Regions from separate parts of the Homo sapiens genome. Here region 2 is linked to region 1. A link is an interaction called in ENCODE POLR2A ChIA-PET data of the cell type or tissue named here. Cell type or tissue: OCI-LY7. All regions are shown on one strand. Each heading gives the region's core, and the rest is flanking DNA. Links, peaks and the distances in the headings are about the cores only.

What was found. ChIA-PET counts read pairs that join two places held together with the same protein. Peaks named below come from ENCODE experiments on the same cell type or tissue, not always from the same donor. Only the 100,000 strongest peaks of a DNase experiment are listed, where the experiment ranks them.
Region 2: POLR2A ChIA-PET joins it to region 1 with 6 read pairs; 1 of 35 experiments calls an interaction of 5 or more read pairs at or near these places.

Annotation. Positions count from the first base shown.
Region 1 is chr6:119,342,230-119,345,163 of GRCh38, forward strand. All of the region lies in intron 2 of MAN1A1 (mannosidase alpha class 1A member 1), which reads right to left. Among named protein-coding and RNA genes, the nearest start is that of MAN1A1, 6.1 kb to the right of the region's middle. In OCI-LY7, for the core only: CTCF peaks have their summits at 1,128, 1,330, 2,317 and 2,519; a DNase peak (open chromatin) is centred at 1,152; H3K4me3 peaks cover 2,500 bases; H3K27ac peaks cover 104 bases.
Region 2 is chr6:119,522,405-119,525,338 of GRCh38, forward strand. No RefSeq gene overlaps it. Among named protein-coding and RNA genes, the nearest start is that of MAN1A1, 170 kb to the left of the region's middle. In OCI-LY7, for the core only: no CTCF peak of the experiment used is centred there; DNase peaks (open chromatin) are centred at 1,347 and 2,207; H3K4me3 peaks cover 1,674 bases; H3K27ac peaks cover 2,500 bases.

The DNA of each region.
Region 1 (2,934 bases), core at 97-2,596:
GAACTGGAAATGTATCCCTTTAAGCACTAAAACTCAATTTTAACTATTTTTGATACCCTTTTGAAACTTCATTATCCACTTTCCTGAGTTATTAAACAGCATATGGATCAATGCAATCTTGGCTTGATGGCTTTAGGTGGTGACCAGTAACAGCAATAATCACAAGCAGCATTTGTTGTGTGCCCACTTCATGTCTGATACCATTCTAAGTGCTTTACTATCACATTTAAGCCTCAGGATCCAACAAAGTGGGTACTATTAACCTCATTTTACAAATGAGGAAACTAAAGTTCTGAGAGATTAAGTAATTTGCAGACGGTCACAAAGCAAGAGAATGGTAGAGGCCAGATTCAGACCCACGTTATCTGAGTCCAGATCCACCCTTCTAACCACTACATTGCTTCAAATGGATGGATCAGAGACAGGTAAGTGCATCCCAAAAGAGAATCGCCAGAACCTACTTGGGTGGAGAGAATTGCCCATAGATTGGTGTGATTTTTACATGTCTACTTTTAAAACAATCATCCTTTAGGTTAGCTGTCATTCTTCTATTATCCATGGTGCAATATCAGAAGAGCACACACATTTATAATTTTAAAGCAGCCCTTCTAGTCATCACATGTCCCTTCTCTGGGTGATCCCCTTTCACCCTTTGTATATACAGTAACTCACTCTCTTCTTCTCTCCCTTCCTTCTTCTTCCCCACTTTTCCTCATAAAGAATGTTTAACTGAATGATTACAAATGCCTGTGCTTCTTGGAGAGATCTTTATAAAGAAAACAAGATGTCCTATCAAGCTTTCCCCGGGTGTCTTTACAAAGAAGAAGATTTCTAAACCATGCCACTGGTAAGATTTTTAAAAATTACTATAATTGACTTAAAAACTACTTTGATCCATCGTTGGCTGAAAAAAAAAAAAAGAAAAACCACCAACTTAGTATAAGGTCAAATTTATAATAATGCAGAATTGTATGTTTTCTGTACTCTCTATTAGGGTCTGCAAATAGTAAGCACGGATAATTTATACAATTCTTTGGGGTTTTATTTAGGAGACAAACCATGTGGGAGACAATGCGCAACACTCACAGAAGACTGGGGCTTCCCTCTGCAACTCAACTCTGCCACTAGCTGGTGATGTGATTTCCAGAATGATCTTTGTGTCTTGGTTGCCTCTACTGTAAAATGAATGAGCTACCTCTCAGATCTCATTCAGATGCAATACCTTACGACTCGGAGCATACACTTAGTTTTAAAATCTGAGATTTAAAGTTATCATGGCATAATTTGCAGAGTTTGTGTAAAGGGCCTTTTAACAGATTGAGAGGTTGGGGGTGGGGATAAGATATAGTTCAATCACTGAACACCAAGCAAGGAACTAGGCTAAGAATACTGAGGGAAAAGTCAAGACTTATTTCCTCAAAGAGGGAATCTCTTCCCTAAACTACCAAACAGGTATCTTGTTTATTATTTTCGTCTACTTGGCGGGGAGGTTGTTTTGCCACTCGTTTCACAGTATCTCTGGAGCCCACAGTGGCTGTTCCTATTTTGACTAATCAAACCCTTCTTTGACCAACATACACAAGATTATAAAGAAAGAAATTTAAAAGACCACAGGTGCTTGACTGGGTTAGGAGGTATAACCAGGTTCCAGTGCAATTCTGATCTACCCTGTGTATTCAGCCCTCATCCCTCACACGGATCTGCAGGCATTCCTCCCCTCTGACCTTCGGACACATGCTTAAAATTCTCTTCAATGAAAAATTTGTACCACCACAGCTTATGAAATAATCTGATTCAAATATGTAAGTTCTTCAATGAATTCCAACCAATTCAGATCTCATACAAATGCATTTTGTGTAATACTAAGATAAATTTTTCAAGATGGTTTAGTTCATTAGCTCACCTAAGAAGTACAGATAGATGCATTTGTTTGAAAATATTTTTTAAAACCTCTTTTCACACTTTTAACTAGTTTCTAAGTCCCATATACATAAGAAGCTCCTTTATATGAATCCCAGTTGCCTTGATAAGAGGAAGACAGAATATTCTAGGAGAAACTATCAACAGCTTACAGAAAATGAAGCTGAACATAATTAACTACCCATTACTGTATATATGTATTTTTTTGCTTTTGTATATTAACAGTCAGCACCTACTCCAGTACTTAAACTGTTGAAAACTAACCTACTTGTTAAGGAGAGAAAAACCTTCACAAACACTCCATGTCCTCCCTGCTCTGGGGAAGGGCCTCTGGGTGGAGCAATCCCACACTAGCCTATGTTCAGTAGGGAATGTGTCACGGCACAGTGGCACAGGCAAGCAACCTAAGGATGTTGAAGCTTCTTGGGTCAGGTCTCCAAATCATGGCTTTTATTATTTTGTAAATATTATTTTCCACCCCAGAACTACCCATAAAAATAAACTGGAAAGTTAAGTGTCAAAATAAAAGTGTTTTGTTTTAACCTGCCAAGGCAGATTATTCTCACATCTGATCTTTACCAAAAGGGTATAAACTGTCAATAGTTAATATAAATTATAGGCTATATGCCTAAGGCTAGCATAAAGTATAATAAATGTGAATTTTAACTACTAGCCATCAATATGAAAATGTTCTTTAAATTCATGATTACACAAATAGGTCTGGAATAAAATACTAAAGTCTTGTTTTAGAACTGAGAGAAGAAAACTGTGACCCCACAGGTGCAGGGTCCTAAAGCCTTACATGACAAATCTAAGGCTGCCAGTCTGCACATACCCCTAACCCCCACTTAGGTTGGTGAGGATTCCAGCCTGAGAAGAAAGGAGTCCCCTCTGACAACCTGACTGTCTTTAGCCCCAGCCCCTATTACTCAGGTCTCCCCTTAATTTCAGAAAAACGAAAAAAAAAGTCATCCTCCAAATTGGATTAAGGTTCTAATCCTAAAGGACAGCACA
Region 2 (2,934 bases), core at 248-2,747, 180 kb after region 1:
TTATATTCAATATTTTGTCTGAGATATTCATCATTGTTATTGAATGTAGCTGTAATTTTTGCTTTATAAAAATATAACACAATTTACTTTTTGTAAGAATATAACACAATTAAGCAAATCTATAGAAACAGAAAATAAATTAGTTGTTGCCTGGGGCTCAGGGTGAGAAAAGGGATTAACTGTAAAGGAACATGAGGGATCTTATCAGGGTAATGAAAGTTTTCTGAAACTAGGCTACAGTGATGGTTGCACAACTTAGTAAATTTTCTAAAAATCATTGAGTTGCACATTTTAAACTGGGTGAATGGTATGGCATATAAATTATATTTCACTAAAGCTTTTTAAAAATGCCACAATTTATTTATCCATTCTACAGTTAAGGAACACTTGAATTGGTTCCGGCTTTGTGCTATTATGAATGAAGGTGCAATAAACGTACTTCAGTGTGTCTTTTGGTGAACATATGCACTCATTTAAGTTGGAGTAAGATTGTTTGCTCAAAGTTCATTACTTTTTATAAACTTATTGTAATGCAGTATTTTATTGATTACTAAAAGTTTTACATTTGTATTGTAGTATTCATCTTTAAAAGACAAAGACAAGAATCCAGGATGATCATACTTACCGTCCAGAATTGAAAAGTGACAGCACCCTGTCATTTGCTTTAGATATTTGTCTTTCCTTTTGAAAGAAAAGAAATGTAAGCCTTGTTCATTGACATCTGGCATATAGTCAGTATTCATGAAATATTAGTGAAATAAATGTATTTAAGGTAACAGTTTTTAGATTGCAAGAGGAATGCACACTCAATGTAAGAGTCTTTTATAAACGGTATATTGAATATGCTTTTTTACTGCCTACTTTAAAAAATAATACTTAATATTTATTTTTCGTTTTCTCTGTGTCAGAAAGTTCTACTAAGCACTTCATAGACCTTATTTCATGAAAAACATATATTGTGCACACAATTATTGTAACACAATTTATGATGATTGAATGTATTTCTTTGCGCAAATTTATCATAATTTATTTTAATAATCTTCTATTCTTGAACATTGGTTTGTTTCCAAATTTTCACTTTTCTAAGTGACAAATCAAATAAATTCTTTATACATAACTTTGATTATTTCCTTAGTATAGAGCTTTGGAACTAGAACTATAAGACCAAGGAATAGATACATTTTAGAGTTGTATGGTTTGTTTTGTCAGAATAAACTTCAGAAAAGTTGTACCCTTGTAGACTCTCACCAGTACTATAGGAGACCAGCTTAAGGCAAAGAAGTAGGTTTTGTTTTGATACAGGAAATAACGTTTTCACAAAATAGCTGTCCTGAAGATATTCAGGCAGGTGTTGAGTGAACATCTGTCAAGGATGCTGGAAAGGGGAACTCACACTGGGTGGCAGTTGGTTTATAAATTTTAATGACCTTTTCTACTCTCAAATTTGTAAAAATACTATTTCCTATTCCTCATTCCTCATTGCTTAATTCTCTTAGAACAACATTTTAATAAAGACTTGTTGATCTTAATGTCAAGATTACCTTCTGTTTGCTATTTACAATTCTCATTAGGTCCAATGTTTGCATTTCCAAGTAAATAAACTGACATCTCTTTATTATTTTATTCATGACTAAACTCTTTCTAAAAGGGCATCAGCACTGTACCCATAAGAATAGTCTCATGTGAGAAACTCATTTAAAAATCATATTTTGGATCCTTGGTAAAACCACTCTTTTCTTTTTGTATTGGGAAATGAAATATACAGTGTTAATACTTGATCCCTGTGAGATTAGAGTCTCCTTGAGAAAGCATTCTCAAATGTGCACTATGAGAATAAAAATATGGACATAAAAATTAGAAAAATAATGTACTTAAGTGAACTTTGGGAGGGTTTTCCCACTATACTTTTACACTAAAGTCTTTTGAGTATATTTTAGGTTTGTGTAAGATAAAGTATTTCATTGGAGGATTGACTATTTCATAATTAAATCACCACTGAGCACAGTGGTAGTGGGTTTCATTTGGTGAAAATTATCGACATGGTATTGTGCTGCAATATCACACATGTATAAAAAGTACAACAACATAAGTTCTTTGTCTTTGAACACTGTACAATCAATATTCTATTACTACAATGCTGGTTTTGTTGCATTGTAGCTAAATTAGTGTGTCAGGTATAGAGATGCTTAAACCAGACATTCACATAATGAGGATGATGCAAGAATTCTAATCATTTTGTCACCTAATACACACTTATCTTTTTCCCTCCAGAGGTTTCAGAAATACTTCTCAATTTAAAAGTCATTAAGATATTTATAAATATCTAAGGAAGTGTGTTAATTTGTATTATTGTAGATAAAATTGTATGATAAAACTGACATTTTAGTAATAATGATTATATTCATACAGGGCCCTATTGTTAGCGTCCAGTGGGTGTTATTTCTCAACTTGGTATAAATATAAATCCTTAAAAGTATGGAAATGCAAGCTACTTAAAAAATATAAGTGGAATATGGAAATGTTACTGAAATACTAATAATATTACATAGTGAGTCCTAAAGTGTGTCTAAAGTACAAGCTATCTGTATCCCTTTAACTGGGAACTCACTAGGAGAAAGAGAAAATATAGTGGCATATACATATGTTATGATAATATGTAACATACCACCCGAAAAATGCATAGAAGCTAACGGAAATACTTTGAGCTTAGCTTAAGCAATGCTATATCATCTTAATATTTTTATTAATATAAAATCCAAATTACTTAGAGCAAATACCATGTTGTATTGAAATATTTATTGCATTCATTTTTATTTACTAACAGGAATTAACAAGTTTAAGTGTATACGTTTCTTATAGTTTTTCCAGCATTTTCAAGCAGGTCTTGCAATTTTGCCTACATTTTTTACAAGATTTAAAACATTTATATATATA